Regions from separate parts of the Homo sapiens genome. Here region 1 is linked to region 2. A link is a contact called in ENCODE Hi-C or POLR2A ChIA-PET data. All regions are on one chromosome and are shown on one strand. The core of a region is the stretch at or near the end of the contact, and the rest is flanking DNA. Distances in the headings are between cores, read along the strand shown.

What was found. Hi-C counts contacts between places; a loop is a spot of excess contacts on that map. ChIA-PET counts read pairs that join two places held with the same protein, here RNA polymerase II (POLR2A). Pooled maps may share reads with other maps.
Region 1: a pooled map shows a loop between it and region 2 (3-fold over the local background). The contact joins two enhancer-like sites. A Hi-C loop is called at or near these places in 2 of 50 pooled maps. POLR2A ChIA-PET finds 5 or more read pairs at or near these places in 3 of 52 experiments (WTC11, activated T-cell and naive thymus-derived CD8-positive, alpha-beta T cell).

The regions. Positions count from the first base shown.
Region 1 is chr5:126,746,781-126,749,625 of GRCh38, reverse strand. No RefSeq gene overlaps it. Among named protein-coding and RNA genes, the nearest start is that of LMNB1-DT, 28 kb to the left of the region's middle. RefSeq lists enhancers at 1-338, 1,471-1,520. Within about 2 kb of position 1,390, at least 9 of the 41 ENCODE cell types and tissues checked have a DNase peak (open chromatin) inside an H3K27ac peak, as active enhancers do.
Region 2 is chr5:126,459,739-126,462,438 of GRCh38, reverse strand. All of the region lies in intron 1 of GRAMD2B (GRAM domain containing 2B), which reads right to left. Among named protein-coding and RNA genes, the nearest start is that of GRAMD2B, 38 kb to the right of the region's middle. Within about 2 kb of position 1,343, at least 6 of the 41 ENCODE cell types and tissues checked have a DNase peak (open chromatin) inside an H3K27ac peak, as active enhancers do.

The sequences.
Region 1 (2,845 bases), core at 141-2,640, 290 kb before region 2:
GGGCGACAAGGCAAGACTCCATCTCAAAACAAAAAAAAATTTTTTTTATTTAACATATATTTGTCAAATTAAATAAAAAGTAGTATGTTAAGAAAAAACAAAGATATTTCAAATACAGAGTCTACAGTGAAGTTGTGGAGACTGAACAAGGAATATATTTTTTAAAACAACCAGGGTGGGCCTGGTGGCTTATGCCTGTAATTCCGACACTTTGGGTGGCTGAGGTGGGTGGATTGCTTGAGCTCAAGAATTTTGGCAATATAGAAAGACCGCGTATCTATAAAAAATCAAAATAAATTTTAAAAAAGAAAAAAGCCAGGCGCGGTGGCTCAGGCCTGTAATCCCAACACTTTGGGGGGCCAAAGCGGGCAGATCACGAGGTCAGGAGTTCGAGACCAGCCTGGCCAACATGGTGAAACCCCGTCTCTACTAAAGATACAAAAAATTAGCGGAGCGTGGTGGTGCGCACCTGTAATCCCAGGTACTCGGGAGACTGAGGCAGAATTGCTTGTACCCGATAGGCAGAGGTTGCAGTGAGCCAAGACTACACCATTGCACTCCAGCCTGGGCCACAGGGCGAGACTCCGTCTCAAAAAGGAAGAAAGAAAGAACGAATGTAAAGAAAGACTGAAAGAGAAAGAAAGAAAGGAGAGAGGGAGGGAAGAAAGAAAAGAAAGGAAGGAAGGAAGGATGGAAGGAAGGAAGGAAAGAAAGAAAGAAAAAAGAAAGAAAGGAAGAAAGAAAGAAGAAAGAAAGAAAGAAAGAAAGAAAGAAAGAAAGAAAGAAAGAAAGAAAGAAAGAAAAAGGAAGGAAGGAGAGAGGGAGGGAAGAAAGGAAGGAAGGAAGGAAAAAGAAAGAGAAAGAAAGAAGGGAGGGAGGGAGGGAAGAAAGAAAGGGAAGGAAGAAAGGAAGGAGAGAAAGAAAGAAAGAGAAAGAAAAAGAGAGAGAAAGAAAGAAATAAATAAAAAAAGAAAGAGGGAGGGAGAGGGGGAGGGAAGAAAGAAAAGAAAGGAAGGAAGGAGAGAAAGAAAGAAAGAGAAAGAAAAAGAAAGAAAGAAAGAAAGAAAGAAAGAAAGAAAGAAAGAAAGAAAGAAAGAAAGAAGAGAGAGAAAGAAAGAAAGAAAAGAAAAAGAACCACAACCCACTAAAAATCCCTGGGTTTTGTGCTTGGAGCCAAAGAAGTAGCCTTCAATGCAAGCGCCACTGAAGGGAAATCCTGGTGGGCTGGGGATCTGGGGGCGGGCCTCAAGTGAGAAGTAGAACCTACTCTGACTGTGAAGCCTGAGCAAGAGTCAGACACAACGACAAACCAACCACTTCCACCTACACAGGGTTCCTAAATAGTCACCACCCCCACTCTTTTCAGTTGGATGATGAGTCAACTAAAACTCTCATCAAAGCTGCCAGGCTTTTTGCCCCCTGCTGTTTTTAGACCCAAGACGAAATCCTCAAGGTACTGAAGGAGATCAGAATCTGCCACCCCCAAATATGCCACTTCCGCATAAAGATGATTTTGAGCTGATGGCAATTAGGAAGCAGCACATGAAGGAAGAACTCCGTGTCCTCCCACTTTCTGCCTAAAAGCAGGGCATAAAATCCTCCTTCTAAAGGTGTTTTCCTTTTCTATATCAGAGAGAGGAAAATGACTCTTATTTGCATAACAAGGCTTACTAAACGACACTTATCTACTATACATTTCCTGGTCACCTTCCTGCCATTTACCACTTTTAGAAGGCCAAACTCTTTTTCCTCTGTCTGGTCACTTCTCCACCAGTTATTGCTTTTCATTAAAATGGTATATAAGCCCTTGGGTCTAACTACCTCTTTGGGTTTCCACTTTATTTCTGTAAAGTCCCCGTGCACATACAAATGTTAACATTAATAAATGCTATGATTTGAATATTTGTCCCCTCCAAAACTCATGTTGAAATTTAATTTTCAGGCCAGGTGTGGTGGCTCACACCTGTAATCCCAGCACTTTGGGAGGCTGAGGCAGGTGGATCACCTGAGGTCAGGGGTTCAATACCAGCCTGGCCAACATGGTGAAACCCCATCTCTAGTAAAAATACAAAAATTAGCCAGGCATGGTGGTGCACACCTATAATCCCAGCTACTCTGGAGGCTGAGGCAGGAGAATAGCTTGAACCGAGGAGGCAGAGATTGCATGAGCCAAGACCACGCCACTGCACTCCAGCCTGGACGACAGAGGGAGACTCCATCTCAAAAAAATTTAAAAAAGAAAAGAAATTTAATTTTCAACGTGGTAATACTGACAGGTGGGACCTTTAAGAGGTGAATAATGAATTAGTGGGATAGTGTGGTAATGGGACTGGTAGCTTTATAAGAAGAGGAGGATCTGAGCTAGCATGCCCAGCCCCATCACCATGCAATGCCCTACACTGCCTTGTCACTCTGTAGAGAGTCTCCACCAGCAAGAAGGCCCTCACCAAGTGCAGCCCTCTGACCTTGGACTTCTCAGCTTCCATAACTGTAAGAAATATTTTTTGTTGGCGGAGCACGGTGGCTTACGGCTGTAATCCCAGCACTTTGGGAGGCTGAGGCGGGTGGATCACGAGGTCAGGAGTTGGAGACCAGCCTGGCCAATATGGTGAAACTCCATCTCTACTAAAATACAAAAATTAGCTGGGCATGGTGGCACGCACCTGTAGTCCCAGGTGCTTGGGAGGCTGAGGCAGGAGAATTGCTTGAACCCGGGAGGTGGAGGTTGCAGTGAGCCAAGATCGCGCCACCACACTCCAGCCTGGGCAACAAGAGTGAAACTCTGTCTCAAAAACAAAAACAAAAAATAAATATTTTTTGTCTATATATTATCCAGTTTCCAGTG
Region 2 (2,700 bases), core at 94-2,593:
GAGGTCTTGTCAGCAGCAGACTGAAACTATGTAGAATTCAAGCAGCAGAGGCTAGCGTGTGTTTGAGTGAGCAGCGTGGGAGGGGAAATGGAATGCTTCCTCAAGGCCTTTTGGAAACTTTTAAGTTACTGTCAATGAAGCTGAACCAGGCCACTTAGTAACTTTAAAGTTACGGTCAACGAAGCTGAACAGGTTTCATTTAAATCATGAAAATAAGGAAATCAGTTTTTATTTATTTTTTAACCAGAAGACAAAGCCCTGTTACGGACTTTGACTAAAAGAGTCAACTGAAAAAACAAACCAAAAAACCAATCCTCCTTTTTCAACAAATATTTACTGGACTTGTCCCTGTTGTCAGGGTGCTCAGAGCTTTGTAGATGAGACAGGTAAGTGAGCTGGCAGGTGTAAGTATCCACAGAAGCAGTAGAAAATGCTGGAGACACAGGACCAACCTTTACTTGGCCTTGGCAGGTTATTTCTCCTCCCATCTCCAACCCACTTTAAGCATCAGTTATGGTCCCTGCCTGAAAGGCTTTTAGTAGAAATTTCAAAGCAGTGAGACAGTCATGCTTATAACAACTAAACCTGACTTCACCTATTAGGGGAGAGCATTTTTATTTTTATTTATTTATTTTTTTGAGATGGAGTTTCACTCTTGTCACCCAGGCTGGAGTGCAATGGCGTGATCTCTGCTCACTACAGCCTCCACCTCCCAGGTTCAAGTGATTCTCCTGCCTCAGCCTCCCGTGTAGCTGGGATTACAGGTGCCTGCCACCATGTCTGGCTAATTTTTGTATTTTTAGTAGAGACGGGGTTTCGCTGTGTTGGCCAGGCTGGTCTCGAACTCCTGGCCTCAAGTGATCCACCTGCTTCGGCCTCCCAAAGTGCTGGGATTACAAAGCATAAACCACCATGCCCAGCCAGGGAACAGCATTTTTATTACTGGCTAGGACAATCTTGTTTCAATAAAACACTGCCACACACTGTTACACAATTTATACATACAAAAACAGGTTGTACAATCCCTATCAGCCATCTAATATTTGTCACTTCCCAGACATCATTAGTTTGATGATGACTTAAATTCTCATTTCACAATTTTTCAGAATTAGAACTCTTATGTGGAGTCAAGTATCATTCCTGCTGGAGATAGTCTCTGTGAGTTTCAGCTAAACTCAATACACCTTTCTCTTGTCACATCACTGGCCCTTTGCCGCTCCTGCTGGGAATGTATTGTATTCAGGCACATCACATGCAAGTCCAGGTAAATAAGTAGCTGAAGGTAGAAGCTATGATTCAGCTGTGTCTCAGGTGAAGGAAAACAAGTGTTTCACTGTGGTTCAGTCCAAGAAGGTGTGTTCCCTTCTAATTACAGTGATGAGTCCCTGTGTTTGAGTCTACCCACATGTTAATCTAAGCTAAAGGCATAAAAAAAATCACTAAGCTTCCTTATGGTAGTAGAAGTAGAGGTAGTTTTACATCTACAATTATTTTTTAAAAAGTCTCTGATCATTTTAAAGCCACAGTCTTGATCAACAAAGGTTTAGAAGTGTCTGAAGATAGGATATGTTTCATCAGAGGGTCTTCATAGAATAAATGCCTGGCAATGGGATTGCTGTGGTCATGGGTGGGTCTGTGAAAGTAGAGTGTTCCTGAAACTGTAGTGAAAACCATGTTGGCACCTGGATTCACCAAGATCTGGGGCCTCATAGACGCTTGTTTTTGGAGTGCTGCCTATTCAGTGGCTCCGTGGCTGGCAGACACAGGCCACGATACTTGGGAAGCAAAGAGTTGGGCTATAGAGATGGAAGAGGGCTGGACAGCAGCCATAGTACAAATAAAGAGAGGCCTCACAGTGACCAAAAGAAGGAAATAGAATGGAGTGCGGAAGTGCAGGAGTGAGCAATGGAGACAGGATGGCTGGGAAACCCTTTAGCTTTTCCAATTTCATAAACTCAGAATCTCCCAAACTAGATTTTTACAAGTCAAGAAGAATGATCTTCCATTTACAATTCTGATACATATATTTTTGTTTGGACAACTATAAATTTCATTTATCTGTCTACATATTTATTTCTGAATAGGCACTATAAGCATAAGTATAAAATTTAAAAGTTACAAATGGAAAAACAAATTTTCTTTTTACCCCTGTTTCATGGTGACCCAGTTTCTCTCCACAAAGGCACCTACTCTTCCCAGCAACTTGTGTGTCCTTCCTGGGAGAGACTGTGCGTATGTAAACGTGTGCATTTTTGAACCACAAATGATAGACAGCATGCTATTCTGCACCTTGCTTTTTTTTTAACTTATTTTATCTTGGTGTTCTTTCAGTACCCATAGATCTTCCTCATACTTTTTAATGACTGCATAAAGTTACATCGTAAGGATGAAATGTTATTTAACCAGTTCCTTACTGATGGGGCATGTAGGTATATTTCAGTCTTTTGCAAATACTAACAACATTGCAACAAATGTCCTTATATGTTTATTACATGTGTGAATAATTTTCTGGAAATGGAACTGCTGTGTCAAAAGGTATGATAGAAAAAATGTTACAGCTATTGCCAAATTGCCCTCGGTAGACATTTTGTGATGCATACCCAAATATTCAACAGTGTCTATATCTTCTCACTAATAAAGTGTTAGCCTTAAAAATATTTATATTTTGAAGTACCTAGCATAATAGCTGGCACACAAAAT